Linked DNA regions of Mus musculus: all the other regions are linked to region 1. Evidence: chromatin loops called from intact Hi-C (ENCODE). Cell type or tissue: left cerebral cortex. All regions are shown on one strand.

Region 1 (8,000 bases):
GACAAGCATGATCTGTTAATACCATTCTTGCTTCCTCAGATGTGCTTCATAAGGCAAGATGAACATTTCACATCCTAATTCTTTTTAAAACAGCACAGAATATTGTCCTTTCTAATTTTTTATCATATTTTTTCTAGTCATATGAAAGATATTCTAAGTAAAATATATCTTCCTGTTTGCTATAATCTTAATTAAGCAAGACAAAAATGCACATTTTTTTCCAATGTAAGACATACAGAAAGGGACAGAAAAGCAGAGAGAGAGAGAGACAGAGACAGACAGAGACAGAGACAGAGAGAGAGAAGCCCAACTTTTAAATATGTTTGTACTCTGACAAACTCAATTTTAAAAACAAATATAGCCTAAAAACTAATTCCGAAAATAAGGAGATACATAAATGAAATCATTAAATTATTTGTATTTTAGTCACTATAATAAGAAAAATAGTCATTTAAACATATAAAATTTGTATAAAGTACAGATTATAAATAGAATGCTGCTAAAATGCACATTTAATCATTTGAAGTAAGACTACTAACCATTAAGATTTTAATCTGGCTGTCCACACATGAAATAAAACATAGAACTAAACTATGTGTGTATATATATATATATATATATATATATATATATATATATATATATATATTATTTATTTTAGGCCATGGTGGAAAGGAAGCCACAGAAATTCTGTATACCACCTAAGATCCATAACCAATAGTTCACCTTTAAGTGAATTTTAAAATATCCATGGTTTCAGAGCATAAAATAACAAAAGAAGTCACAGCTCTAAGCATCATTTCTCGTCCACCAGGAATCTACCACCATCTTATTGTGAAAGTAGCTCCCTGCAAAGCGAGTAGAATTTTAAGAATGGAAAAACTTCACTCAATCTGACTTTCAGGGTATTCATACTAAAACACACAAGTAAACATGTCACTGGCAATACATCTCATTTAATAATTACATACTAAGTAAAGCATGTCATGTCTCCTACAAAGTGTATATAGCAGAATGTGTATAGCACGATGCTTGTTCTGAAAATATTTATTAAGTGGTTTAATTGCTCTCCAGTCATTAATACAACACTTAACTGTGATACTGCCTAAAATATGTTAATGCCAAGGACATGGGAATTGTAATATATGTGTGTACCTTCCCCAAACTTAACTCCCACCATTTTAAGTAAAATAGTTATTCTTTGGAAGAAATAACCAAACTGACTTTATTTCAAAGTATAAAAGTTAATAAATTGTAACCCAATACAGCTCACTCTAATTAAAGTTGAGACATTCCTAACATAATGCTACAAAGATTATTTTCCAACAGCGAAGAAGTTCACATGTTTAACTCAACCATCTTGTTAAAACACCACTAAATCAATGAATATATCTTTTAACTACATTTCCACCAGCCACAACGATCACTGTTGGCTGAAGTGAATAGAAAAGAACCAACTTAGGGAAGGGGTGGGAGTGGAGGAACTGAAGTAAGAAACAGGTATGCAAGAGAAATGAGTACTTATCAACGTAGGAACAAGAACACAGCTTCCTGAAGTGATGAGAAATCTGATGACAGGGTCCCTGGGTAATTAGGGTCATTAAACTGGGTGTAGAATTGGGCAGTACAAATCCTTTACTTTCAGCTGAATTAGACAATTACTTGAACTCTGAGAATGGGGAGACCATCTACTTTTTTTTTTTTCCTTCTGTTTCAGGGCTTAAAATGAACTGGCCAAAAACTTGAAAGCTGGAAGGATTGGTAACCCAAGGTGAAATATTGAATGTTTCCAACACTCGCACCGAGTTCAGGGTGAAGTGAGCATGATGTAAATCAATTCATTGTTTGAGCCCTTTCAAATGGGTTGCCAAGAGAGGAGAGAAAACTTGATAAGCAGGCTCCAGTTTCTATGTGTTGATTTAGAAATCCTGAAGCTTGTGGGAGCTCAATTCATCTAAGGGAAGAAACTTAAAGAAAGGAAGCCAAACAAGGAAAATGGTGTGGAATGCAGCACTGGGACAAATGGAGAACAAGGAATTTTCTTAATAATAATAAAATAATAATAATACAAAAAAAGCAAGAAAGCCTCCATTGTGCTTTAAGTGACAAATTTAGAATTCTTTTATTTTTAGGTTCAAGGTCTGATTTCCTTTTGATATTAAATACCCATGACGCATTTACAGAAAACTGTTGATGATTCTTATCAAGCTTGGCAGAAGATTAAATTAAATCTCAAAGATTTAGTCCTCTTTAGTTAAGTAGCATGGAACAGCAAAGGCATTTTTTTTTTCCTTTTAACCTTCTGTAGTGGAGAACCCATTTAAATTGTGTCGGTGCAGAACTGGGTGGCTTCAAAACACCAGTGATCAGATCACCTCTTAAGAGCTCAGTTGCTCCAAGCCTCATACTTTCGGCCATCAAGAGAAATGCACTAGTTCAATAAAAGTCAAGAGAGGACTAGACCTAAATCCTAGTGAGGGCAAATCTCAGGTGGCTCTTTGTCCTGGATATGTGTGCCTTTTCCCAGAATGCTGCCCCAGCTTTTGCCGGTGTCATATTTGTCACAGCTTTAAAAAACAAAATATCTTTAAAGTATTGATTGTTTCCTTTTTTAAAAATCACCAATAAAACTTGAATGTAAGGGAAAAAATAACCCTGCTTAGCAGAGGCAAGAAAGATAAAAGTAGAAATGTCCTAGATTATCTGCAGGGGGATTTGAAAGACACTTGTGGCTTACTTGAGAAGCTTCATTTAGCATTGAACATTCTGTTCCTGGTGACAGCGCAGTGGGAATTCCCACTCCAACAACCCATGAAATGTTACTGCATAATTATTCACCTTCTGAGGCCCATTAGAACTTATCAGCAGAGAAAGAAATTTAATTTAAACTCACCCCTCTGTGCCACAGAATAGCAGGGACATGAGATCAAAGCACAAAGCTCTGTCCTTCAGTGGTTTGCAACACCTAGGCACAATAGGGTGAGAGAACGATGCATTCCAGAGCTTCCTGGCTTTCCGGACCGGAGGGGGGTGGGAGTGGGCTTGCGTCACCAGCTGGTTTCAAGGAAGAGACTGGTGCTCTGAAGGGGGAGTTGTCAATTATGTTCTAAAGCTGCGGGTGGCCACATTACTTGTACCCGCCGCTGCAAATCACTTTGCTTTACTTGTGATGGGCACTCTACACACCAAATAAAGTGTATTTTATTTCTTTCCTTCCCCCGCTATAGGTAGGGAGTCGATGGAAATAAGAATTTTTAACTACAGAAGTAACTATGAGAGCCCTGTTTTGCACAAGTGTGCATCCCATAGTGCTTCTCTGTTATTGCTTAAGAAGAGTTTCCACAAAGCCTCAGTCTGAGGGTGCCTCATACCAATACAGAATGGTCCACAGGCGCCATTAATAATCTTCAAGTTTGACCCTTGGCCAATCTCAAGGGTAAAAAGTAGATCCAAGTTAACACAAACACCCACAGGTCTGTGTCTACAAAAGTCCATGATGGGAAAAGTTTTGCCAAATGCGGGCTCTTTTCCTCAGACAGTCTGCATGCTACAGGCACATTCTCCAAATGAGGTACTCTTCCCAAATGGTTGATCTTTCTCCTGGGTCTCTTAAAATATCACCAAGATTTGGTCTGGAGAAGATTGCTAGGGTGCCCTGGTATCAAATGGGCCAAAGAATAGAGTGGAGAGCAGAGAGAATGAAAGTAATAATAATAATAATAATAATAATAATAATAATAATAATAATAATAATAAAGAGGTGGGTTTTAGGTACAAGGCTTTAAGAAAGGTTTATTTCTGCTCACGGTACCATGAGTCTGTACCTTCCTACCAACTCTCTTTTCTGCTAGGTGGCTAAACTGATTCCTAAATCTAAAAACAAACAGGCAGACAAACACAAACAAACAAAAAACCTCCGCAAGCTTTCTCTGTCAGCCAGACTCAGTGGCAAGACGGCTTAGGGGAGAGGGATGCTGAGCCCAAGGTCAGGCTGGAGAGCAGCGGGCTCGGGACTCTGCAGCGCGGTCGCGGGGCACAGGGTGGCGCTCGCTGTCCGCGCAGAAGGTGCAGGCGACTGCCTAGCCTTTGTGTGCGCCGGGAGCCCAGAGAGTCCCAACACAATCGCCACGGACACCCCAGGCTTCCACCGCTACCCGGGAGCAGCCGGCGCCGGTGCAGCTTAGCAGCTGGAAGCTTTTCTGGGACGGCTGGGGATCTTCCCAAGGGCTGCCTGCATATAAAGAACGCCAAGCCGAACGGGATGGGTTGGGGTAATAGGGGCGGCAGCGGAGAATGGCTAGGAACTCTTCCCCGGCTTCCCTGGTTGTTTCCAGAGGACCGGGAAAACTTGAGGGGGGGCGGGGCGGAGAACTCAGCAGAGCAGGCTCACTTCCAGTGAGCCTTCAGTAGAACTTAAGGCCAGAGCAGTCAAATTGGGGAGTGGATTGCAAACAAGAACCCAACTAGAAGAGCTTTAAAAGATAAGGGACTGTTTTGTAGCGAACGCATTATGCCCCAATGCCCTCCCCAAGCCCTCCTCTGTTCCCAGGGTTCTAAGAGTCCGGACTTTGCTCAGGAATCAAAGCCAATGTAGAAACCTGCTTCTCTGCTGCCAAGAGACCCCACAGAAATTAAATTAAATTAAATTAAACACGCGTCCAGGGACTAAAATAAAATACTCTTTTCCTCCCACCAGCAGCAGCGAATCAACGTTCAGCTCCCAGGGAGAGACTACAAGGTGGCCGCGCGCTCTTCCCCAGGAACCAGGGGCTAGAGTCCAGGACACCCAGGGATTACTGGCTTTCCCTTGATCCGGAAGCAGGAAATAGGGGCACAAGCAAGCATCTTGGTTTTTTTAAGTAACAGCAACCATTGTACTGAGCAAAATGATTTGGAAGACAGCACTCGGAGAGGTGCCGAATGAATCTCAAGAGTACAGCATTGCTCTCTTACACATCTCCTCTCCAAAGTCTCCAAAATCCGTCGTAGAATTTTAAGGCTACTTTGGAAAAGAAGCGCGCGGAGGAGCAGGGTACCCGAACCTGTAGTTATTTTAGTAAAATTAAGGAATAAATAGAAATGCCAGCTTAGACACAAACATTAAAGGGGGTGGGGGGCAGAAAAAGTTAAAAACATACTTATTCAAAAATATTGGAATCAAATCAGTACCTCATTTATAAGAAAAACAAATGAGTAGAATTTATCTCTATCTACTTAGGCAGCCTGATGGTATTTAAATCTACACCTTTACCCTATACATGCATGCTTTAATTTACCAGTCACCTCCCCCCCCCCATCCTCTGATTTGTGAAGCAATCTTCCATAAGAAATAAAACATTTATTCTCAATAAAATTTTTCATTCAGTAACCTAACCAAAAAATTCACCGGGAGACAAAGTGTTGATCTCTCGATCTACCTAAGAAGCAGAACTCCTGCTCATTACTGCTTAAGTGCTTATTTGGAGGCTCCTTAGCTAAGGAGCCCAACTGAGAAGTTATGCAAAGACTAGAATTAACAGGGCAGTGGAGAGACAAACCTACCCAGGAACATTGTCCAGTGTCTCCCGCTGTGGGAGAGCAACTATCACATTGGTTTAAATTAGGTATCCTGCATAGCATATCTTAGCTGATAAGTCAGCCTTCACCAAATCAGTCCCATTCCTGAGTGAACAAGCTCTTCTAAAAAGAAAGGTGATAAAGAAGCCAGGAGAAAGCAAGCAGGGTAGGGAAGTGTTGAGGGAGGATCTAGGAAGGCTGGATAGCACCAACCCTTGGGGAGGGGGTGGGGGGTGGGCGCAGTGCCTTCCCAGTCTCCGGAGGATGGGCTGATACATGCAGGCCTGACCTCTGGGTCAACAGCTAGTTTGACTCTACCTTGATCTGCAAGCCCGGAAGCTTGTCCTTTGGTTCAAAGTGACAGCTACTCCAGCTTCATGGGAGTGAATTTCTAGCCATTATCAGACTACACAGAAAAGAATCCCTTTTGTGTGTCATCTTCCTTCCTTCCCAAAGAGACATGATGTTAGTCCCCAAAGGGGGATTCTACCCGCTCTGTACTAAACTAAGTTAAAAATACTGCTAACAGAAACAAACAACAAAATACTGCTGGAGCAAAACAAACTAAAGCCAAGCTAGACTGTGAGGGAAGCTAAAGGAAGAAAGTGAAAGTTGGAACACCTACGACACAAAAATAAGCCCTGCTTTCTGCATCTCCCAAAGAAATCATCTTCCAAACAGTATCCCTCCTTGGCACAACCCATCTCTCAAATCAAGTATTCATTCCTATAAATATGCCAAGCAGCTGTCCTCTTACCTGCCTCTACATTAACTGTAGAACTGGCCTCTCGGTATCCCCCAGCTGCTGCAAGTTTCAACAAAAAAGAAACACTTAAACTGTGTTCTGCATTATTCCTAGGGAAAAAAAGTAACAGAAACTGTTTTATTTTTCTTAGTAACCATTTTTTTAGAGCCACAGTATCCCAAAATAGCAAAGGTAACTTGTTTATCTATAACCATAAGGGCTTGAGGCCCCCATATGTGTATGAGTGAACATCCTGATAAAGGCTACTACTTGGGAACCAACTGTATTACATAACATATTGAACTATAAATCTCTGAATGCTTTTGCCCAGGCTTTATATAGTATTTATAACCCCTCTTATTTTTCATGTTTCTATGCATTATGATATTTTACATAAGTTTCAATGCAAAATTTTCAATTCAAGATGGATACCAAGACTGAACTGAGTGAGAACCATGCAAACAGAAAGAAAGAAGCTAAACTTATTAGAATCTCAACACACTAACTTTTTATTAAGTTTGATTCAAAATAATATTAATCTAATAGTGAAATAGTTTGATATAACATCAATCAACATTTAAAGTATACTATGTTTCAAAGTATGGCTCAAGGAACACCCATTGCTTAAATGCACTTAGACATAACAAGACAATGTTTTTTTATTGGCATCATTGACACCTTTGAACAATAGCCTCGTAGATAGATTAAGGTTTAACCTTTCTTTTCTTTGGTGGCTGTTTAGAGACTTTTAAAGAACAGATAACTCATTTCAACAGGAATCTACTGATATTTACCTCTGCAGAATGTTTAGCTAAGACATAGAGTGCCAGAAAACAAGCTTTTGTTAGCTTGACCCCCTCTGTCTCCTAACAGAAGGTATCCCCAAATGATGCTTTTATTTTAGATGTATTGATCTTTCATCTAAGTCTTGGCCTTTCAAACACTAAACTCGATCAAAGGCCAACAACCTGACTCCTTCTGAAGACTGAGAAGGAAGCAGCAACATGGAATTTCTTTGAATTGTTTGTGAATTACTACAAGTTTTAAGAGGTCAATAAATCCTGGTGCTGAGCTAAATCTAATGGTAAATAATTAATTACATATCTTAGACACTATAATCTTTATCTTGGTAAACAAAGAAACAGCTTTGCCAAATAGATCTTCCATCTACATAATATCTTAAAGGCAAATAATTAAATATTGCCACAAAAAACAGGGTCATATTTTGTTTAAATTAGACATTAAAACGGAAGATAAAATGCAAATGCCCGTAGTTTTAAAAGGGGGGGAAAAACACCAAATTAACTGACCTAGTCTTTTTTGAGTTTATTAATACCATTTAAAATATTACAAATAAATCAATTACATTTCATGCATTTAAAATGCAAGTCTAATGTTCCAGAGAAAGGCTTTTCATTTCAATGTGAAATATCCAAATTATTTCAACATGACAATGAATAGTTAGTTTGCAGACTCTGCAAACAACACTTAAATGTAGTGTCAGGAGTATTTGTCAACAGTTAACAATATCACCTTCAGGAAATACACAAAGGCCAAAGTTAGTCGAGTATCACTTGGACAATTTATTTAATACATGGGTTTGGCAGACCCCGTTATTATGAAGTATAGGAGAACTCTCACTTTAACTATACCTGAACTGCCAGCAAATGCAAATAAGTACATGCGCCATTAAATTAAA
Region 2 (8,000 bases), 1.0 Mb after region 1:
TCTGAGGGGCACGGTGACAGCGTGGAGGGGTTAAATGCTGCGTGCTTGCCTGACAGCCGATTACGATTACGTAACTGCCTTTCCTGTGGGGCCGTTTTCATAGTGGGATGACTCAGACCGGCAGAAACCCACAGTGGGGGGACCTCACTTGGGACAATTATATTGAATCATATGCCTTTGCCCAAACAATTCGCTCTGTGGGGAAGACGCAACTTGTGCCTGGCATCCTTTCACACAGCCTTATTTTATGTTCTTTGCCTCAGTGGGAGAGGAAATAGATGATCAGTGTTGTGCCGGGGAAAGAGCTATCTACTCCAGCTCCACAGGCTTAGACACACCATTTGAAGGCAGCCAAGGGAATTTTTCTTTGTAAAAGTCGGGAGGCTGCTTGGAGAGTGTGTGTATTGATACACAGTGGTTACAAAGTAAATAAACTGGGATGGGTGAGGAGAATTAAGTGTGGGGCAGAGGCTTCAGCGCCGGCTTGGGGAGGGGGGCACTCAGAAGGAGCAGGAATGAGGAGGCGTGGGCAAACACTGCTGTCAAGCCTCCACATACAACAAAGGTGGTGGCAATTGCTGTGTAGCTTGTGACCAGAAATTAATTGATGTACATGCAACACTCACTTAATTTGCCTAATTACAATTTGTTCACACCCGCACCACAGGGCTTTGTTACAAATGACTCTCCAGCTCAGTCCACTGGGTGGAGGGTAGACGTGTCATTCTGAAGTGGTTTGTGGGAGAAATTTGCATATAACATCTTCCCCACCAAATTATTAATTGGTTCCCGGGGAGGCCTTGGTTTCTGAGGTTCTGCTTAATTGCTATTCACGTCAAGGTTAAACATCTGCCCCCGGTAAGTGGAGGTACCCGCTAACCCAACTGCATGCCTGGCTGTCAGCATCGTGTTTACATTCACAGCTAGGGAGTTCATGTCAACACATCCTTTCCATGAAAACAACAGAAGATGTTGCTGATCACCAAGGCTGTGTGTAGACTACAAGAGGGGTGTGGGGAGGTTTGGGGGTGGCTGGAGTGTCTCCTGCCTGGCAAAGTATCAAGAATGGGATCTCCTACTGAGATGGAGTGAACACTCAGCCTTAGAAGGCCTGAGTCCATTTCCCTCTGCCATTGTGAACAGTGCTTTTTACCAGGGATTTTTGTTCCAGCTTGCAGGATAGCATGGAAGTTATAGCTTCCATTCTGTAACTTTGACAGGCATCAGGTCCTTCTCTTTTCTAAAGAGGGCAGAGGATGGTAGCATGGGGGAAAGGGGGATGAGGAGGGGCTGGGGGCGGTGTGTGTGTGGGGGGGGCTGGCTTCTACTTTTCTTCCTCACTCCCACAACCCTACTTTGTAATTCAAATAAGCCTTTCCAAAAAAAAAAAAAAAAAAAAAAAAAAAACAAGGGGGCAGCCTTAAATCTTCTAAGGCAGTTAAGCAAATTTCTCATTTTTATGAGCGAGGATAATCCTTTCAACATCTTCAGAAATAAGTTTACAAGCCCACCACATGCCTGGTGCGCCATGGAAGCTATGTGACAAATGGGGACACAGGGCGTCCTCCAGGCAATCTGTGTGACACTGCAGTAAATCCTTTGGCGTTGGCAGGTCTGCCAGTGTGGGAAGAGAACAAGATCAATTCTCTTCTGGCCTCACAAAGGATCCTTCACTACTGATGGCTGCTAGAGCAGAGGAAAAGCTTAATGAAGTAGCTGCTGTAAGCTGACAGGAATATTGGAAAGGAATAGAGGGAAAAGGAAAATATTACACATCAAACTGGCAGAGCAGAAGACAAAGTGATTGTTAGTGGACACAAAAAGAGCGCGTGGCTGAGCGTTCTCTCGGACCAGCGGGTGACAGCAGAGTTAGTAAACCGCAAACTCCGCTATGCTGCGTGTTTTGGGAACCAAGCTATACCACAGAAGATGGTATCCACTTTGAAAGCGTAGGTCCTCCAGCTTTCTGGAAAATAAGGCCAGTTACGATGAAAGAGAATTCTCACATCTAGGCCTGGGGGACGAGGGGGGGGGGGTGGCGGCAAAATAATGAGAGGCAGACTTCAAACAGGATCTGAGGGAAGATCACTTTTTAACCCTCTTAGCTGTTCCTCTGCTCACTAGTTTCTAGGGTTTCGTTGCGTTTCTTATTGTGGTGTGTGTACGTATGTGTGTGTTGGGGGGGGCGGGGGGCGACGTGTTCATGGAAGCCACAAATCAATATAAGGTTTCTTCCTTAGTTACTCTCCACGGACAGGGCTTCTCACTGAACCTGGAACTTGCTGATTGGCTAGACTGTCTAGCCACAGGATTTCTCCCAGGTCTGTCCCCCCCCCCCGGACCCCCCCCAGCCTTCCTCCAGCATTAGGAAGACACCCCCCCCGCACCGCCCCCCCAGCCTTTCTCCAGCATTAGGAAGACACCACCCCCCCCACCCCCCCGCACCGCTCCCCTCCCCCCAGCCTTCCTCCAGCATTAGGAAGACAGAAACGCACCACAGCATCTGGATATTTTTCTCTGGGTGCTGAAGATGCAACTTGAAGCCTCCTGATTGGATGGTGAGCATGAGCATGATGGATAGCCGGTTTCCCAGCCCGCAGCTGCACTCTCACGCAGTGTCCTTCACTGGTCACCACAGCTGCACTCTCTATTCTTGCTTTCGGGTTTCCTTCTCCGAGTTCATACGAATGTGCATGAAAAATGGCACACGGTTGAAGTGGAAAATGTGTGCAAAGCAGAGAAACAGGATGTATTGCAGTTTTGACTGGTGTATTCATAGAAATAGCTGAGCAGTGGGGTTAATACCTTATGAGCAATCAGACAGAAGAAAAGTGACAAAGACATTCTCCTTCTGATTTTAAGAGATCAAACTGTTTGGAAGAATAAAGAAATACACCATTTACTTAGAGAAACTCAACCTCTACTGTTGAGCTGAGGCAAAAGCTGCATACTTTACAGCTCCAGAGTCGGCCGTACATGTGGCGGTTATCACCCACATGAGCTCCATCGAAAACTGAACACAGAAAATTACCACCATCCCGAGTTTGCCTGAGAAATAGGAGACGTCACTTCATTTCCAAAGAAAGCTGAGGGAGGCTCTACTGCTTAGGAAGAGTGACTGAGCTCTGATGACACTGGAAGGAACCACACAGCTCACACTCTCTAGACCTCGTTAAAAATAAGAAACCACACCAGTGGGCATGGATGCAGTTGGCTCCTGTGCTGACCATCCCAAAGCAAGGGCAGTGGGGGCAGAGCATGCTACTTTAGCAAGTGGGGAACTGTTTGGTGGTTTATAGAATATCAGGGCTCTCTTGACTGCTCCATACCAAAACCTTAAATTAAGTTAAAAAAGAAAATCTTTATTATCCCACCAACATGACTCAGCATGTTGGCTGCAAATGGGATAAAGCCCTTTTTATGGGGAAATAGTTTTTTCAGTGTGGTGACAGCTGGTGAGTGCTTTCCTGGAGGGACATGGGCCACAGGATGGAGCACGCAGGACAATTCACGTTTCCCAAAGGTGAGTCTGAGGAGTGTGGGGGCTTGACTAAAGGAATTTATTTGCCCTGATCCCTCCTCCATGGACCTTTCAGAGATTACACCAAAGATGGCAGATGAGAAGCTACCAGAAGGGACAAAGTGGGTGGGGGAGGTGAGGGGGAACAGAATGGATTATGAATTTGAAAATTGCCAATTATCTTGTATCATACAGTCCAGAGCCCTGGCACAATGATCAGCCATGATCCAGATTTTTCAGCTTAAATGCTTTACATTCAAGCAAGCAAATTAACCATAAAATGGGGGAAGGGGGAACACAAAATATCCCAAGAAAGAATAAACTGCAGATAATAAGCTCCAATCTGGTGTTGAATGCAGCCCAAGATACCAATTGTTTTAAGTCACGACAAAGACAGCTGAATGCTCGTCTTGTGGATGCGGAGCGAGGATGATTGCTTGCCATGAGTATCTTCTCTCACAAATAACAGTTTTTTCGCTCTTAATTTTCTGCTAAATTGGAAGCTAACTGCTTCCCACATTGTCATCGGAACACCTGCAGCTGTGCTGGATCTCTGCGCACCATTTCTTTTAGGTAAAACAGCACTCCACTTCCTTCAGCTCCTCATTATACGGAGGTCTTCCTTTCACTACACTAAGGCACTAATGATTCAGGCAGGCTGGTCAGTCATTAAGTGACAAGCAAATGATACCGTGTGCAACGCGTGAGTAATCGGTCTGAACAAATGAAATCACAGACTTGCCTTTCCCATCATTCACTTCACAAACAGTAGCAATGTGGTGCACAGCAGGTAGCTCCGTTAAAACCAGCCTTGTAAAACAAATTTCCCCGCAGCCTGTGGAAGGGAACAGCGATGACGTGCTGGATGCTTCAGTCTCCTGGATGGTGCCCAGAGAAGTTAAGGATGTCTGGGGGGGGAGGGAGGAGCTGGGGGGGAGAGCCTTGGGACATACATTAGAGTAATTAAGGGTTTCGTGTCTTATTGGTATGGTTTTTCATTTGTATGGATCTCAGAAATGACTGTTGGATTAGCAAACCAAAACATCCAGCATGCATCATCAGGAGGGAGCTGTTAAGAGACTGAAGTTAAGTTCCTAAATAAATGTTCTAAATTTGGAGTCCCAAAGACGTCACTGATGTCAGATGGATTGCTAGGAAGCTGGTGATGCAAATCCCAGCAACAGCAACTCCACAGCCATTATTTTCACAGCAGATCCCCTTTTGATTCATCCGCTGTGCTGAGAACAGGGCAAACTAGAAGCTAATAGGGATTGGGCTTGTGCTAGAACTTAAAACGCAGTAAGTTAGCCCCAGAAAGAAGAAAACAAGATGAGCTGACTCAAACCTCTTTGCTATCCCTGTCTTTTCTCTTCCACTGTCTGACCAGTAGACCTTGGGCTACGGATGCCAGCACAAGGAGAAGCTGTTTCTTCTAGGGACTGGACTCCCATTGAGCTTTGCTCACTGTTTCTCCCCCATCATGCCTGATGGATCTAAACTATGTTCTTAATGGACAGGCTGCGCCATGTGACTGACATCAGCTCCTTTCTGCCAACAGAGAGAAAAATGGAGTCTGTAGCCGGTGCGTAGTTTTCCCTTCCCCAGGCACCCCAGTTCTGGCTTCATATGTACTCATCTGGAGCTTGTTGGCTGCTGATGAAAGTTCCCAGATGAGGGCCTGAGTAGTGGCTTAACTGGACCTGTATGCTGTGCATTTGCTGCACATTTTGAGCAGCATCAAGGCCGGAAGGTACCCAGGAGGCCAGCACTGCAACCCAGCACTGGATTTGCATTCTGGCCTCCCAGATACACACACACACACACACACAGAGAGGGGGGGGGGAGGGAGAGGGAGAGGGAGAGGGAGAGGGAGAGGGAGAGGGAGAGGGAGAGGGAGAGGGAGAGGGAGAGGGAGAGGGAGAGGGAGAGGGAGAGGGAGAGAGAATAAACTAGCACCTGCAGCCTCCCTCTGTTCCCTGACACACTGGACACACTCAATTACCCATAATATGCACCCCTGACCTGAACTCCAAACTTGACCCTACTCTCACATCTGAAATGGTTTCATCACTAACATGACACCAGATGTAGAAAGGTCTACATTAATCTCGTCATGAGAGATCGAAAAAAAGGAAAAGTATCTTTAGGCTGTGCATATAAGATGTATATAAGACATAGATGAGTTTCATATTAGACTCCATTCACAAAATCTCTCCTTGTACTTAAGCAGGGTTCCCCAAATCCAAAATTCCACCAGCATGAAGATAATGGATACTGAACCTGCTCCACAAGTAGAAGGGAGAATGCCCCTTCAGGTTAGGCAAATCTGAATGTTGTAAAGTTGCTTTTTAGTGTTTTAGACTGGAATCTTTTTGTGAAATGGCTTGAATGCCTTGACTCAAGTTCCTGTTACAGATCTGTGATCATAGGTGGATGTATTAGTCAGGGTTCTCTAGAGTCACAGAACTTATGGATAGTCTCTAGATAATAAAGGAATTTATTGATGACTTACAGTCGGCAGCTCAATTCCCAACAATCGTTCAGTCACAGCTGTGAATGGAAGTCCAAGGATCTAGCAGTTACTCAGTCTCACGCAGCAAGCAGGCGAAGGAGCAGGAGCAAGAGCAAGAGCTAGACTCCCTTCTTCCAATGTCCTTATATTGTCTCCAGCAAAAGGTGTAGCCCAGATTAAAGGTGTGTTCCACCACACCTTTAATCCCAGATGAAAGGCATAGCCCAGATTAAAGGTGTGTTCCTTAACTCGGAGATTCAATCTTCTGGAATCCATAGCCACTATGGCTCAAGATCTTCAAACCAAGATCCAGATAAGGATCTCCAAGCCTCCAGATAAGGGTCACTGGTGAGCCTTCCAATTCCGAATTGTAGTTCATTCCAAATATTGTCAAGTTGACAACCAGGAATAGCCACTACAATCCACCCCTTGTCAACTTGACACAAATAATATCTCATGTTCACATGAAACAATAACAAGGTTGTAAATACGCCTAACATGATATAACTATCCCTCGTACAATCACAAACGCATTAGTAAATTTACAATGGGCATTCATATTACTTTATAATCCTCGTTTCTGCAACTGGTTACGTGGCCTTAATTGGTATTTATAACTACCTTCCTCTACTACCCATTCTGTATTTCCTTCACCTTCAGCCAGCACCTCAGCAGGTCTTGGCTCTTTTCCTGGAGGATTGACCCATACCTTCATTCCTGATGGGTCTGCGTCCTTTGTCATCCTGCTTGGATTAGGCTGTTGTAGTTTCCCATTGACTTTAATCACAGGACATGGTAGTACTAAGAGACGCCCTAAGGGATCTCCTGCACTCCAGACATAATCTTGCTTACCACCATTGTGAAGAGGTAATCCAATTTCCCCATGGTAATCTGGATCTATCACCCCTCCTAACACTGTTATTCCTTTTTTAGCCTGTTGGTTTAAGGGCATTAGAAGCCCAAAATGACCAGGGGGAAGTCTGAGCTTCCAGTTCAATGAAATGTTTGTTGTAGCTCCTGGTAGGAGCACTCCCCTCTCTGGAGCCAAAACTTCTAAGCCAGCAGAACCTAGAGTTATGGGGACAGGAAGCAAAAATTTTCCTAGAGGGTCACTAGGAGTGATAGTAAGTGGAACTATTCCGTTTTCCACCCCTTGATTCCTGGACCCATGAATCCTGGCTATGGGTGAAACTGTACCATATATCGAGCGCTGATTCAAAGCATATACTGCCTTCTGAAGAACTCTGCCCCAGCCTTCCAAGCTGTTACCACCTAATTGGCGCTGTAACTGCGTCTTCAAAAGGCCATTCCATCTTTCTATCAGCCCAGCTGCTTCAGGATGATGGGGAATGTGGTAAGACCAGTGAATTCCATGATCGTGAGCCCACTGTCGTACTTCTCTGGCTGTGAAATGAGTTCCTTGGTCAGAAGCAATACTGTGTGGAATACCATGACGATAGATGAGGCATTCTGTCAGTCCGTGAATGGTGGTTTTAGCAGAGGCATTACGTGCAGGAAAGGCAAATCCATAACCAGAATAAGTATCTACTCCAGTAAGAACAAAACGCTGTCCTTTCCACGAAGGAAGTGGTCCAATGTAGTCAACCTGCCACCAGGTTGCTGGCTGGTCACCTCGAGGAATGGTGCCATATCTGGGGCTCAGTGTTGGTTTCTGCTGTTGGCAGATCTGGCAATCAGCAGCAGCTGTAGCCAGGTCAGCCTTGGTGAGTGGAAGCCCATGTTGCTGAGCCCAAGCATAACCTCCATCTCGACCACCATGGCCACTTTGTTCATGTGCCCATTGAGCAATGACAGGGATGGCTGGGGAGAGAGGCTGATTGTCCACAGAACGGGTCATCTTATCCACTTGATTATTGAACTCCTCCTCAGCTGAAGTCACCTTTTGGTGAGCATTTACATGGGACACAAATATCTTCACATCCTTTGCCCATTTGGAGAGATCTATCC
Region 3 (8,000 bases), 660 kb after region 1:
AATTTTTTTGTGAACCAGAGAGAAAAGGAAAGGAAAAAAGGGGAGAACTCAAGCACACACATAGACACTTGCACCTTCTACATATAGCAGAAATGGTTACACTTCCTTTCTTCGTGGCTAGCAGCAATTTTTATAGCTTTTCAGACAAAAAGTTCTCTATGTAAGAAAGAATTACCTCAGAGATAGAATGTTACACAAAAGGGGAGTTACAGAGAGGTATCCATAGCAAGTTCAAAGCAGTGTTTCATTCCATACGCTCATAAATTCAAAGCAACAGTTTTTTTTTTAATTAGGTATTTATTTCATTTACATTTCCAATGCTGTCCCAAAAGTCTCCCACCCACTCCCCCACCCACCCACTCCCACTTCTTGGCCTGGCGCTCCCCTGTACTGAAGCAGATAAAGTTTGCACGACCAATGGGCCTCTCTCTCCACTGATGGCCTACTAGGCCATCTTCTGATACATATGCAGCTAGAGACACGAGCTCTGGGGGGTACTGGGTAGTTCATATTGTTGTTCCACCTATAGGGTTGCAGATCCCTTTAGCTCCTTGGTTACTTTCTCTAGCTCCTCCATTGGGGGCCCTGTGATCCATCCAATAGCTGACTGTGAGCATCCACTTCTGTGTTTGCTAGGCCCCAGTATAGTCTCACAAGAGACAGCTATATCTGGGTCCTTTCAGCAAAATCTTGCTAGTGTATGCAATGGTGTCAGCGTTTGGAGGCTGATTATGGGATGGATCCCCGGATATGGCAGTCTCTAGATGGTCCATCCTTTCGTCTCAGTTCCAAACTGTGTCTCTGTAACTCCTTCCATGGGTGTTTTGTTCCCAATTCTAAGAAGGGGCAAAGTGTCCACACTTTGGTCTTCGTTCTTTTTGAGTTTCATGTGTTTAGCAAATTGTATTCCTCCATTGTTGGTGGGATTGCTCAAGATGCTGAACTCCAGAAATTCAAATAACCTCATTAAAAATGGGGTACAGAGCTAAACAAAGAATTCTCAACTGAGGAATACCGAAGGGCTGAGAAGCACTTGAAAAAAAATGTTCAACATCTTTAATCATCAGGGAAATGCAAATCAAAACAACCCTGAGATTCCACCTCACACCAGTCAGAATGGCTAGGATCAAAAATTCAGGTGACAGCAGATGCTGGCAAGGATGTGAAGAAAGAGGAACACTCCTCCATTGTTGGTGGGATTGCAAGCTGGTACAACCACTCTGGAAATCAGTCTGGCGGTTCCTCAGAAAATTGGACATAGTACTACCGGAGGATCCCGCAATGCCTCTCCTGGGCATATATCCAGAAGATGTTCCAACTGTTAAGAAGGACACATGCTCCACTATGTTCATAGCAGCCTTATTTATAATAGCCAGAAGCTGGAAAGAACCCAGATGCCCCTCAACAGAGGAATGGATATAGAAAATGTGGTACATCTACACAATGGAGTAGTACTCAGCTATTAAAAACAATGAATTTATGAAATTCCTAGGCAAATGGATGGACCTGGAGGGCATCATCCTGAGTGAGGTAACCCAATCACAAAAGAACTCACACAATATGTACTCACTGATAAGTGTATATTAGCCCAGAAACTTAGAATACCCAAGATATAAGATACAATTTGCTAAACAAAGCAACAGTTTTTAAATGGCCTTGTCTTATCATAGTGCACACCTGTGGCTTCATCCTTGGACCTGAGTGTTTTTCTTTGAACACAAATTTGTCCCAGGTCTATAATTCTTTTTAGTGTAATTATGAAAGCTCATTGTATTCTTTATTATGTAGCCTTTACTTTATGAGGAGGGGGTAAATTCTATTCCTGATTCTAATTTTATTACATCTTTTAGGCAAAACAACTAAAACCATGTAAAAAACTTTCTTCCTAAAATTATTTGAATCAAATCAGGAATTCTATGAAATCATTAACTCATCTAAGCAGCATTAATTCATGAAAGTTTATCTTTATGTCGATCTGCAGGAAATCTGCTCAATACAGTAGGCTAATGTCCAGAAGTTATTATACTATGTAATAGTGACTGGGAAAGGCATATCAGCTGCAAGAAGCAATCTTGAGAGGAAATTTCTGAAGGCCTTGCTATTCAGTTTACCCATCACCACCATGCAAAAATGGTGGGTCATCTCTAGAAAAGTCACCTGCATGCCTTTAGCCTATCCTAGATGGCTCTGACAGCATCTGATAGAAATAGAAGGCAAACCCAGGTGGAATAGCCTCAGTCCAGTCAGTGTGGAGCTAACTTAGACAAGTGATGTGAGGACAGAAGCTTAGTGTGCCTACAATACTGTGTGTTCAGCATCAGCAGTGATTGGCACTCAGTAGGTGTTTAATAAAGATTTTTTTTGTGTGTGTGAGAAGCCAAGTGAACTCATTATGGTACCTGCTTGGTGCTTTTAAATCATACTTGAAAAAATATTGAGAAAAAGCATGCCTTTCTTAAGTGATGGATTTATTACTCTGAGATACAAATTTTCTAGGGAAACGCACTTCTTAATATCTACTGCAATGAAAGACTGGGTTTATAGAGTAAATTATTTCTGAAAAAAGAAACTATTCTGCTGGAGAAAACCCAATGACAAGTTAAAATTGCACTGGCCTTGGTGAATGTGGCAGGCTCTGTCCAGTGCAACGTCACTGTTCTGATGGCAGCTAGGAAGCTACATTCTTTGCTACATATTCTTTTACTATTTTGTTACATTTAAGTCCTTGAAAAAATCTTACTTTAATATTAGTATTTTTGCTCAAAATGTTCCTTCCCCAAATTGAAAGTAGTTTATTGACTTACAATGTAACGTAACTTATTCTTTCTCTAAACTTATTGAATAAGCAATTCTCTGTGTACGATGTGTGTGGCAGCATTTCTTGCTACCTAACTACTTTGGACCATACTTCATCCACAGTTAAACATTGAGCATTTAGCCCCAGCTTTCTAGGGATTAGATAAATTTACCATGGCGGCAAATTTAGCAGGACTATCTGCTCAAGACAGTACTGCTGAATCCAGAGCCGCTAACTAGTCCTGGAACATTTCTGGGATCCCCAAGATGCCCAGGGGAGGAAAGCAGAGAAATCCAGTTGATTTCCCGGTCTCTGCCTGAGAGCTACCGGGCGACCCAAGACTCTCGCTCCTCCCTCACTCCCGGGACGGGGCGGGGCAGCCATCTCCCTGGCAACGGGACGCGCTGCAGTCCGAGCCACCTCGCTTCCAGTGCACCTAGCTCTGCAGGCAGAGCGGCTGGCGCTGGCTCGGTGATAGCCTCCTTGGCGCACGACTCCAAGAATCCTCTCTAGGTACGAGATGGCAGCACAGGAGGAAGGGACTGTGCTGAGGCTCAGCCCCTCAGAGCAGGAGGACGAGGAGGACGAGGAGGCGGCGGCTGCAAGGAGAGTGCAACGCTTTGCCCTAGACCCGCGGGTGCGCTTCCTGGGAGGCCGTCTGCGCCAGGCGTTGAGGTTCCCGGAGGAGACGTGGGGCCAGTATCTGGAGAGCGATGACCACCGGCAGGTCCTAGGAGACTTTTTGGAGAGCACTGGTCCTGCCAGCCTGGTGTTTAGTGTTGCGACCGCCGGGCGGCTCTCGGCTTCCCCCGAGGTAAGGCGCGACCCGAGAGGGATGCCCGCTGCCGGACTTAAACAGAACTTGAAGTCAGCCTCTTGGACTGATCCGGGTCCCCGTGTGCACCAGCTCTGCAGAAAACGCTGTACTTTAGTTTTCTACAAGGGATGCCTGCCAGAAGGGATGGTTGTCTAAAATGATGTTAGAAAACTAGCGCAGTCTGTGATGCCTGGGCTTATGGCGCCTGGGGAGCTTTTTGGGCCAAATAACTTATGTTTCAGTCCCCGGTGGAACTCTAGAGTCATATCCTTTTAAAAAACGATAGCAAAGTATTAGGCAAAACCCTTATAGCTTGAGTTGTTTCAGTATCTACCAACTACATTTTGTCCAGGAAAGAAATAATCGAGTTCTAACAAAAAGCGGGGCGGGGGACTGGCTGGATTATTGTGGCACTTACTATATTACCCCTGGCACTTGGGAGGCAGAGGAGGCAGGAGGATCTCTGTGAGTTCCTGGCCAGCCTGGTCTACACAGCAAGTTCCAGGACTACACCATGAGACCCTGTCAAAACCACAAACAAACAAAATATAAACAACAAAACCAACAATAACAACCATTAGACTGGCTGGTGTCATTTAAAACACAGAATAAACATATTTGTTGCATAGATTAGATAGTGATTTCAAGGAGCATTATCTTAGCAATTAAATTGTAAATTCTTTTTAGAACATATATTCATTTTTTATGTGTATGTATGTTTGCCCGCATGTATGTCTGTGCACCTTGTGGGTATCTGGTGCCCATGGAGGTCAGAAGAGATGTGTTGGGATTCCTTGGAACTGGGGTTACAAATTATTGTGAATTACCACCATGTGGGTGCTTGAAAAGGAAACGTCTGCCCCCACCCCCCACCCCCAACGTAAATTCCAAGTAAAGTAACCTGTCTACTTGTTTATAGCAGAGGTGTGCCCTGGAAAGTTACATATCAATAGCACTCTGAAAACTTATGTCCAATTGTCTTATTCTCTGATGTGTTTTTCTTTAAAACTGATGGTAGTTCCATGGTGTGTGTGTGTGTGTGTAGCTTGTAATTTGCACAGGCTTCAAGCTTAATAGGCATTGCCTTTTTTTGCTTTCTTTTCCTTCCTTCTTTTCTGATTTTGGAGCCCTTGCCCAGTAGGTTATCTGTTGGGCCTGGGGTTCATGTTGTAAATGACCAGATGTCGTCATTTAGGATAGGTGTGAGGCAAGCCCTCAGAATGGTTGCATTACAGCTGTGTGAGTTTTGAATATCTTTGTTTTGATATTCTCCTAATTATAACTTTAAAAAATAAGTTAGTATGTCAGACAAGTCAAGACACCTTAAACTCTCAGAGCATAGAAACTAAATAGTGTAGTATTTACCAAACCAAACAAAACCAAAAAACCCTTAACAGTTATAGGAATGTTAAATTATCTTGGCTAAACACTTCTTTGCCTTGACAGCAGGAATGCAAATTAACCCCTTTTTATCTCAGTTTGGCTTATTTTCAAACAAGAGAAAAATTAGCAAAAGGGGGGAAAAAACCTTACTAGGATTAAAATGTTCTTATGTTTGGTTTTGTATATGAGCTTCTTACGGTATATGCTGTTGAGGAGTAATGGACATGTCTTTGAGGGTGGTATTGTTTAAAAAAAAAAAAGGGAAAAAGAGAACCCTACCTTTTTCAGGACACAGAAGAGCAACAGAGCAACCTTGTTTGTAAACATGGGCAAGATGCCATGGTTTTACTTCTTCTGTTGGCAATCTGTCTGCAAGTGGGATACAGCAAACCCTGCTTGTTAACAAAGAGATTCTGTAGTGAACTCGAACTAATTATCTTGCTTTTGTTCCAGATTCCAAGAGATGTGAAACACAAGCTGGTTTATTTTGCCAAGAAGATGACTGAAAACATGGGAGAAAGTGATTTCTCCCAAACCATTTTATTTGGAGAAATACCCAGGTCATTGCTTACACATGTAACTGCATTCCTAGATGAGGTATTGGTCTGTCTCTAATATCTGAGTGCTTTCTTGACCTCCAGACACCTGGTACTGGTTGAGCCACTCTGTCTACTTAAACAGAAGAGAGTGAGAAGCCAGGAATTTCTTTGGCCAGGGGTACGAAGTGATCCCGTTCAGCCTGTTTTCTGAACTCAGTCACTGCTCACTAACAATGACTAGCTCCCTGTCAGATCACCCTCTCTCTCACTCTTCCCTTACTCCTTTCACAATGCTGGAAGCATTTACCTGTCAATTTGAACTGACGAGGTTCTGTCAGTTAGCTATAGGTTTTAGGTATCACAGTCAGGGTAGAAATTACCTCACACTTTCATCCGTTTTTCAAATTCCTATTACAAGGTAGTAACTAAATGGAGTTTTACCTATGTCAGAGAATGGAAGGCAGTAATGAAGTCACCAATTGTTCACAAATTCTCTCTTCCCTGTGCTGAGGGTGGTCAGTGTATTAAAGGATTGTTCATCAGCGTTGGGAGCTGTGGTGCTTTTAAGATCTGGGGCTTCCCTCATAGGTGGAAATTAGGTCACTGGAGGATGTCCCTTGAGGGGCTTAGGTACCATGTTCTCTCTCTGCTTCTTCATTACTGTGTTTTACTTTGCCATCTGCCCTTGTTGTGATATGAGGCCTGAGCCTGGCAGGGTCAATGTCTCATGGACAGAACTTGGAAATGAAAGTCAAAGGAAACCTTTCCTCCTCTATCTTCCGGATTTTGTAACAGTAACAAAAACGAACTAACCCACTCCTTGAAACGGCCAGTGGCATTTTAACATGGGTAGGACCTACATCCTCCTTGCCTTGTCAGTACAGATGGACTCAGCTGGCATCGGTAAAACACAAGATGCATGGTTTCTCACCTGATGCTGTCTATCTGTTCAGATATTTTGGATGAAAACACCAAAATGACCATAGAACGAGAGTGGTAATTTTAAGACTTCACTGGACATTAGACTCACCTGGTCAGGAGCAATGGTGAGCTTTGGAATGAACCAGCCCTGAGGGAGGGTCCTCTTACTGGTTAATTCAGAACTCCGGGGGTGGGAACAAAGCTAGAGTAGTTTAAGACCCAGGGGCTCCCTGTGTAGGTGAGAACTGGGAACGATGGAGTTAGGTATTTGTCTACAAGGTCAGTTCCTCGGTCTGATTGTTCAGAGAGACCCCGGTAATCAGTGCAGTCCTGCTGAGCCTGTGTTTATGGTAGGAAAACGTGCTACTGGGTATGTGAGCCACAGCAAACCACTAACACTCCTCTTCGACCTCCCGTGTCTCTTGCTGTCTTCCTGGAAGGATGCCGTGTCTCTTGCTGTGTTCAGGCTACCCAAGGTCTCTGCCCCTGGCTCCAGTGTTGTACTTAGGTACCCGCACCCTACCTTCTTTGTTTTTACTGGTTGTAGGAAGGGTTTTTCTAGGGTTTTTCTAGGGTTGGTACTTGGAGCAGTTTTTTTGTTTTTTGTGTTTTGTGTTTTGTTTTTTGTTTTGGTTTTGGTTTTGGTTTGGTTTTTTTTTTTTGCATGAAACAGGCACTTAAGAGATTTTTACTACGCTGAGTCTTCTGTAAGACTCGGCAGAATTTTAAACAACTTATGCTTTGAGTTTCCCTGCCTTTAGATGGGAGTTGGCAGGGCTGTGTGGAACCTGGTGGGTTCTCATCCTATGAGCTGTGGTTTGCAAAAAGCAATAGAAAACTTTGAAACTCTTCCAAGATTTCTCCGAGTTGGTCCCATACCAGAATTCCCATAACTTTTACCGTATGGTTTGAACGAAAATGTGTATGTCCAAGAAGGCATAAGCCACCAGAGATTTGGGGTTAATTTTTATTAAAATATGTTAATTATAGTTAGCTGGGTTATATTGGGGTGTTTTCTATGCTCACTCTTCGTTAGCCCTCTCCTTTTTCCTCTGTCACACTTCCCAAATAAGCTCCCTTCTCCTTTCATGCCTTTTTGTTTTTGTTTAGTTTTTAATCTAAACACAGTTTGAGTTTAATGTTGGGAAGAGTCTGAGATGGGCAGAGAAAAAAAGCAAGAACATCACAATTGTGGTATAGCTGGCATTCCCTAACAGACAAAGCTTTGAGCAAGAGGGTGTAGGTCTGGAGGACAAACGTCCCAAGCGTTGGCATGGCTAAGGGCACACATGCAACTCGAATAGCTGTCTGCTGGACAGTGGCTCATGGTGCTGTGCTAGGGACCCCTCAGCTCTCTCCAGCCAGTTTCTCTATTCTGTGCTCCAAACAGAAAGCCACATGCCTTCCTAGAATTTCCACCAGCTGTGTAGTTAACATTTCAAGCTAAAGTTGAACTTCTGACCTTCTTGAACCTTCCCTTCTGTCCTTACATACAGTTATCCTCATATTAGTAGGTGAGTATTCTGGAGTGTGTGCTGGATAG
Region 4 (8,000 bases), 200 kb after region 1:
GTCATAGCATCTTGCCTCAGCCTTAGCGGCCCTTGCCTCCATCCAAGCGGGGTCAGGATGCTTCTTGGTGTTACACTGTGGGCCCTGCAGGGAAACAGAGTAGGGACACAGCCTCCAGCAGAGTCGCTTATTACACCCTCGGCCCCCTTCACCTGCCCCAGCCATTCAAAATAACATCACACCATCAAATATTCATGAACCACACGATGCTTCAGCCAGGGCTCGCTACTGCAGGTGGCTGTTACATCAGTAATTGCCCAATACTTCCCTCCACAGCGTAAAATTGTTTTCATTATGTGTCATGAACACAGAGCCAAGCAAAGCCCTCTTGAGTGGATTCCCAAGAGCTAGAGGGAGGTGGTACTTAAACAGGCGCTTTTTGACTTAGATTTTTTTTAAAATATAAATAAATAAAAATAAAAAGAATCAGTGAAAGCTTATTAACTCTTCTCCTGAGAGCAGCAAAAGGCAGAAGCTCCTGAAAAACTCCACAAAGATTATCCTAAATGTCTCAGTTACTAGGAACAGCTTTAGGACCTTCAGCGGGGTCTTAACGATACTTCAAGCTGCAGAGAAGAAAATCACTTTCCACCTGACTGAAGTTCCCATGGAGTGCAGAGCTGGGGGATAAGCAGGTTTCAGCAATAAACTCCGGCATTGTGAGGAAATAATGCCCAGCCAGGTCCCCTCGTTTTGATTCAACGGTGTCTTTTTCTTTCCCCCCTACGGAGGGCTAATCACAGCCCCACTTTGTTTAATTGCAGCAAAGAGAGAAATGTGTTTAAGAAGTCATTCTGGACCCCTTGAAATGAATGCTGGGGTTCTCCAAGGACAACAAACAGGATGCATAATAAATAAGATTTAATTTTCAGATCAAAATAGGCAGAGTTAAAGATTTTTAGCGACTGATCTGGGAGAGATGCGGCTGTAAAGAGACTCCGGAGTGGGGGGTGGGAGGAGAGTGGAGAGAGAAGGGCGGGGAGAGCAACAAGTGGGATTAAAGTCTTGGTTTTATATGGCACAAGCTGTTTTGGCATGGTGGGAGGGTCTTTACAGGACTAAAATCTTCACAGAATGGAGGGCTGTTGGTTCTTCTTTGCAACGTGATTCTGATTTAGGAAGAAGAAAGGAAGGAATCGGCAAGAAAGGAAGTGAGAGATTAAAAGGGGAGAGAGAGAGAGAGAGAGAGAGAGAGAGAGAGAGAGAGAGAGAGAGAGAGAGAGAGAGAGAAATGCCCTTAATGTAAATGAAGGTAAACCTTTAATTGACAGATCTGCCGACCCTAAGTTTCAAACTCAAGATGGGAAAAAGTGTAGGGTGCAGTGCCCCTGTAGACGGCCTCAGGTCATGAACTCCCTGGGTTGGTAGCTAAAGGATATGTATCTGTCCCGTGCTGTCTTTTGGAGCTTGATAAAACTGAGCCCCGGTTCAAGTAATAAGGAAGGCGCCCTTTCCTCATCATTAATTTAAAGTCTATTTCTTGCCCTCAGGGCTCTTCTTAAGAAAAACTGTTTCCTTCTTGCCTTTAGAAAAATTTAACCAGGAACATAATGGCAGTCATTTAATTAAGCAGCTGTCTTAAAAGGCTCATGGGACTTGAAAATGTGTAAAAACAAGTTCTCCATTTCAAAGCCATGGCTACACATTTCTAAGAAGGTTGTTTGGTTTTTGGTTTTTGGTTTTTGGTTTTGTTTTTTTAATAACAGGAATTTTCATCAGGGTATCTAGACAGAAATTATTTAATCATAAAAAAAGTTTTATGGTACAATTTGGATGATATTTTCTTTTGCTAACATAGACTCCATTGATAACAAATTAACCATAGGTAACTGTCAGTCTCATAGACTGCAGAAAGCAATGGGCATGAAACCACTCTCGAGCATCTGCTGTAGGGGGTTTTTCTCTGGGCTAAGTGGAAGATTCGAGGTTATTTAGTGTTCTGCAAAAACAATGTAAAGTGTGTGTGTGTCCAACCTACACGTATGTATCATGAATGATGGATTTTCTTTGCATCTGGTAACTATAGACGTTTTCCCTCTGAATACAGCAAATGACTGTTTCAAAATGAAACCACTATGTGTTTGAATGTTGTATTATACTTCCTTCCATTTGGAGTGAAAGGCGGCTTTAAAATGTTAGGTATATCATTGCCAAAAGGGGGCTAAATAGTATTGTCAGCATTTTGAGAAGGCATAGGTCCTTTTTTCTCCCTTCCTTCTCAAACTCCTTTCTGGACAGCTGTTCGTGACTTAGCGAACTTTTATTATGGATATGTATGTTAATGACAGGCAATGAACTGGAGATGGAGGGCCCAAACAGGCCCAGCTCTTCAGCGCACATCAAAAGCCTTCACAAAAGGAGCAGTAAAAGAGACAGAGATGGCAAAGCCTTCACTTTTGTACCCTGAATTAGTTCTGCAAGCAATGAAACTGATCTTTTCTCCTTGCCAGAAAAGTCTGCTGATTTTTGTGAGTGCTCATTAGCACAAGAGGCATTTGTGAAGATAATTGACTGACGCCGATACTGCGGCTGTCACAACAGTGCCAGCCAGCAGTGTGTGTGCATTTTAATAGTTGTAGTTCTTTCTCTTCCCCCGACTTTGCGGTTTCTAAAAGGTACTCGTCTTCCAAAGGTTTGCACTCCTCTTTGAAGCAAACAAGTTAGGAATCTTCCTGTTCAAAACATATAGTCAGCCTTACATTTAAAAAAAAAAAAAAAGTGTATTTTCTCTACAGTACCCAACATGGACGTACAATATAAAAAAATCCCATTTAATAAACTTGGCAGAAATCATACAGATGTCGATTCAAACTATTTAATTAGAGAATGAACATCTGGGTGATGGTTTATGTACGAGAGCGCTCGACAGCACAAACTGCCCAACTGCCTCAGAGGCAAATGTAGGGATGGCATATATTTTTAGACTCTTTAAAAATGTGTCCTTTTCTCTGTGTGTGGGCACAAAGTTAGAAAGAGTAAAAGAAGATACTGGGAGATGGGATAGTGTTTTTGGAAGCTCTGCCTTAGCAATAGGCTGACTGAGGTCCGTGTAGGAGAGATTCACAAAGAACAGTCCTCTGAAGATGGCAACCTAGCCAACATACACAGTGCCCAAGAATTCTCCATTGAGCATTGGAGAAGTTTTCAGTCAAGTTTTTGCTGTCGCTTGGTGGCCTATCATAGAAACCATTGCCACTTACTTTATTTGCCTTCTCTCTTTTGTAAAGAAACTTATAAAACATTTACTTTATTATACATCCATTAGTTCTTTGAGTAGAAAAGCACCTCTGGGAATTTGCATGCTATTTTGAGAAAAAACAGACTCCTCCCTATGTGGAGTATTCCATGGCTATGTGTAACACACTCTGTAATCCATACACTTGTTAAGCTATATAAGGGCCTCTATACATTGAATATCTTAAGGACTCTACATTGAATATCTTAGTACACTTTCTTTTGGTATACTTAGGTAGCCTGTCTGGTTGTATCAGGTGACACACAATATTTTCCTTAAGAAATAAATAAGTTCTTCCAGTCTAAGGAGAGTAGAGTTGGGTGAGTCATATTTGAACCATCACCTTAAAAAAATGAATATGAGATGTCTAATGTAGCCTTTGGCACACATGTTTCTACTGCATAGCTTCCTGAGTTAAGATTGTCCTAGAGGGGCTGCAAAAGAGGGTAGAAAGAGCTGTCCTCTTCACTTTTGAATTCGTACTTCAATGTGTTTTTCAGAAGCTATTGTGTCAACATTTTCTGGAAAGTTGGCAGTTGAATCCTTGTTTTACCTTGGTGGGTTATTTATGTCCCCCATAGAGAAATGCAAGTCAGAGCGTTTCAAGAAAAGTATTCAAACTCCACTACCTGGCTTTTTCCATGCCTGGTGTTCTGAAACAAGGGAAACCAGCCAGGCATTTTTTCAAATGATAAAGGTAGGTTTGGAAAGGATTACCCTGGGGTTCACTCTCTCCCACTTCTGAGCTAACAGCTGTAAAAGGAAGGTTGCTGCATCAGAACTGCCCTTAGCAAACCACTGCAGGCTGGGTGTGGTAGGAAATACCAGTCATGCCTGCTTTAAGTAGGAGAAGGCAGTAGGATGGCAAGTTGAAATCTCATCGAGCTACATGAGTTCCAGGTTAGTCTGCCTACATAACAGCTTCTGAAAATTTGCATTTTCCTTACCATCTGTTCTACCACTTGACCTATTCTAACTATTCTAGAGAAAATTGATAACCATTCTAATTCATTAGAGACAGAGAACCATTAGATTTCCACACTTGATTTCTGGTCTCTCAGAAGCAGGGTGCTCAGTAACCCACAGAATGTGTTTCTTCTTCTCCTATTCAGGGCATGTTTCTCTGGTCCCTGTCTCCTTTGTACTCTGCTCTTCATGTCTGATCTTTTACATGGTATTAGGATTACTATTCTCTGAGATACTTCTTCTCAAGTTTATTTGAGACAGAGAGTCACTATGTGGCCTAATCTGGTCTCAAGTTCGTGATCTTTCAGATTCTGCTTCCTGAGAGATGAGGTAGACATACTATTTTTACCCTCTCAAATTTGAGTTTGTTTTTGCATTTGACTTTTGTGTTTATTTACTTATAATTACTATTATGTTATATCTATGGGTGTTTCACCTGCTGGTATGTGCACCACTTTTGTGCCCGGTGCTCACAGAGGGTTTCTGATTCCCTGAAACTGAACTTATAAATGGTTGTGAGCCATCACATAGGTGCTGAGAATTGAACCCACCTCTTCTGGAATAGCAGTAATGCTCTTAACCACTGGTCCATTTCTCCACCCCCTACTTTTTATTATTTTTTTTAAGCCTGAATATTATCAGTGGCCCTGATTCTCACAATGTAGAAGGAGAAACGATGTATTTTCTTTCACTCATGGGTCCGGAGGTATGAGTCATGGTTGGTTTGCTCAGTTGATCTTGACCTGTCATGGTAGATAGGCAGGGTAGGGCATAGCTATTTGGTGCATGACAGAAGGAATCAGAAATGGATGACAACAGGGGACAAGACAAGATGCAACCTTCAAAATCCCATCCCCCGAGGACTGCCTTTCTCCAACCAGGCACACCACCTATCAGTGAAATAACTTATCAATAATAGCCTATCAAAGGAATGTATGCCCTCACAATCCTTCAGCCTCTGGAAACATCCACACACAGAGACCCACAGAAAGTGTTACTAATCTCCCAGGCATCTCTCAGTCCCAAGTCCTATCAAGTTTACCATCAATATTAACCCTCACACTAAGTAATGCAGAGATTCCAAATAGAGAGCCTAGGAGATTAGGATGTGAACACTGAGATCATGTTTGAACTCTGTAGCCTCCCACGAATCAGTGAGGGAGCCAAAAGCCAGAGAGATTCAGTGTTCTGATGTTTCCAGAGGAGCCAGAAACCTGCATTGATTTTGGTGTTGTCACAGTATTTTAACTAATTTTTCAATGGACTTGTAAGAAATCCCTGTGGGCTGAATGGCAGCAACTTCCATACAGTATGGAAATTCTAATTTAATTAATTTATTTAAAATTTTTGAGACAGGGGGCTGGAGAGATAGCTCAGCAGGTAAGAGCACTGACTGCTCTTCCGAAAGTCCTGAGTTCAAATCCCAGCAACCACATGGTGGCTCACAACCATCTGTATTAAGATCTGACACCCTCTTCTGGTGTGTCTGAAGACAGCTACAGTGTGCTTATATATAATAATAAATAAACCAAAAAAATTGAGACAGAATCTTTCCTGAGCATGCAAATATGAAAGTAATTTAGAATAAGGCATAATGTCAGGTGGTGATAGTACCCACCTTCAATTCCAGCATTCCAAAGGCAGAGGTAGAGGCAGATAGATTTCTGAGTTTAAGGCCAGCCTGTTTTACAGAGTGCTATCCAGGAGAACGCTACATAAAGAAATCTTATTTCAGATTAAAAAAAAATGGATAGAGACCTCATATTGTTCTCAAACTCCTTAGGAATGACCTTGAACTCCTAGGTCTGCCTCTCCAATTCTAGAATACAGATCTGTACGGTTGTCCCTGGATTGTACATGATCAGAACTAAATCCAAGGTTTCAAAATACTAGCTCAGCATTCTACCAACTGAGCTACATCCCAAGGCCATAGAACTTCTGATTTAAAGAAGTTTTAAATATTACGTTTTTAAAATTACCTTTACTTAAGCTGAGAGTAGTGGTACATACCTTTAAACCCAGCACTTGGCAGACAGGTGAATCTCTGTGAGTTGGAGGCCAACTTGGTCTATATACTACTCCCATGCCAGACAGATTCTGAACAACGTACAAGAGTAGGGTCTCCCATACCATGTGGGTCCCAGGTATTGAACCCATGTCATCAGCTTTGACTGCAAGCACCTTTGCTTGACTATCCATCTTTGCTACCTCTAAATACTATTTGCTTGTTTGTTTTTTCTTTTCTGAATAAGTATTTAATTTGAATTTAATGTTGAAAACAAGTGCTAGGAAGATGACTCAGCTGGTAAGGGTCCTTGCTAAGCAAACCTGGTAACCTGAGTTTGATTCCTGGAGCTGCATAAAGGTAGATGGAGAAAACCAACTTCACAAAGTTGTCCTCTGACCTTCACCACACACACCATGGCACTGTCTCTGTTTCTTTCTCTCTCTGTCTTTCTCTGTCTGGCTCTGTCTCTGTCTCTATCTCTCTGTCTCTCTGTCTCTGTCTCTCTCACACACAAATAATACATTTTTTGAAGTTTTATAATGGGAATAAATACTCCTGAAATTTTTGTTCTGTATCATTTTCTAAGAGAAGTATTTCTTATGTGAAGTATTCCTGGCCATTTGTAATGCAGGATTGCCTTGTGCCACTTGGCATTATATTCCTATTTAATCACCTTTTATAGTCTTCATGGAGACCATCAACTAGCAAAGCAACATTGATTTCAAGTGGAAATGGTGGAGGTGATGGCTTTTACTTTTCATTTCTTTGAGGTATCTCCCACCCCCACCCCAGTTTTGTTCATTTACTTCATACATTCTAGGAAGGCATGGCTAACAGAGGTTTCTGATGTGTTTCTTCCTCAAGTCCGACTTGGCAGTTCAGCAACACTTTTCAAACAGAATTAACCTCTATTCAGGTGACCCTGTAGTTCCAAATGGTTTCTCTTCTAGAAGCCACTTCAGGACAGCTGAAGAATCATGGGAAAATGAGCACAAGATATGCTGAGTGATGGCCACCAATCTTGAGCCCAGGGTGCTGAGTGTGAGTTGTTACTGGGCCAAAGAGGTTGTGCTGGTGCCTGGGCCCCCCTCACACCAAAGCTTCCTTGGGGATGAGGGGATGGGTGAGGAGCAAGAATTTTGTTGGGGGTGGGGGTGGAGTGCTAACACTGAGACAGGAGACAGACTAGTTTTAACAATGGCATGTGAAAAGGGACAATCTCTTAGAGGAATGTCACCAGGAACACCCCAGAAGGCTGTGTTGGACATGCTTAAGGGTTATACCCCTTTCTTACCCAGGATTGGTTTTATTCAGCCTCCTTTTTAAACCAGGACACAGGCCAGATTCCATTATCTTACAGATGATATGCAAGTCCTTAGCTCATTAACATACATGCTGTGCTAATGAGCTCATCCATGCATTGTTCTATAGGGTTGGGGATTAAACTTCATATTAGGCAAGTATGTTCTGAACTAATCCACCCCTAGACTATGCTTTATCACATACACACATACATACATACATACATACATACATATACACACACATATATACAATAAAGTTTAACACATTGAGATTACAAAATACAGTATCTCATAAGTTATTTCTGGAAAATTCCGTTTATACATTCAAACTTTCCAGGACCACAGATAACAGAAAGCATAGTAAGTAAAAGGATAGCCAAGCAGAGAACTGCTGTTATTGATTTGGGGAGTCAGTTAGATGTGCTACATTCTTTTTTTTTTTTTAAGATTGATTGATTGATTGATGATTGATTTGGAGTACACTGTA

Evidence for each region. A loop is a pair of places that touch in the nucleus more often than their neighbours do. Peaks named below come from ENCODE experiments on the same cell type or tissue, not always from the same donor. Only the 100,000 strongest peaks of a DNase experiment are listed, where the experiment ranks them.
Region 2: a loop joins it to region 1, with 4 times the contacts of the local background. A loop is called at or near these places in 9 of 42 quality-filtered maps.
Region 3: it touches region 1 in a loop (2.2-fold over the local background); 3 of 42 quality-filtered maps call a loop at or near these places.
Region 4: it touches region 1 in a loop (4-fold over the local background); 4 of 42 quality-filtered maps call a loop at or near these places.

The regions. Positions count from the first base shown.
Region 1 is chr12:118,851,365-118,859,364 of GRCm38, reverse strand. Sp8 (trans-acting transcription factor 8) reads right to left here. Exons shown (of 2, transcript NM_001379379.1): 2 at 6,787-8,000. Among named protein-coding and RNA genes, the nearest start is that of Sp8, 8.1 kb to the right of the region's middle. In left cerebral cortex, a CTCF peak has its summit at 4,033; DNase peaks (open chromatin) are centred at 4,070 and 7,922; H3K4me3 peaks cover 260 bases.
Region 2 is chr12:117,802,419-117,810,418 of GRCm38, reverse strand. No RefSeq gene overlaps it. Among named protein-coding and RNA genes, the nearest start is that of Cdca7l, 37 kb to the left of the region's middle. In left cerebral cortex, no CTCF peak of the experiment used is centred here; DNase peaks (open chromatin) are centred at 2,623, 3,022, 4,192, 4,654 and 2 more places; H3K4me3 peaks cover 388 bases.
Region 3 is chr12:118,194,150-118,202,149 of GRCm38, reverse strand. It overlaps Dnah11 (dynein, axonemal, heavy chain 11), which reads left to right and starts at 3,107. Exons shown (of 82, transcript NM_010060.3): 1 at 3,107-3,611; 2 at 5,451-5,594. The coding sequence starts at 3,318. In left cerebral cortex, a CTCF peak has its summit at 3,560; DNase peaks (open chromatin) are centred at 3,290 and 3,755; H3K4me3 peaks cover 904 bases.
Region 4 is chr12:118,653,929-118,661,928 of GRCm38, reverse strand. It overlaps Gm31626 (a long non-coding RNA gene), which reads right to left and starts at 227. Exons shown (of 3, transcript XR_382011.3): 1 at 183-227; 2 at 1-84. In left cerebral cortex, no CTCF peak of the experiment used is centred here; a DNase peak (open chromatin) is centred at 3,001.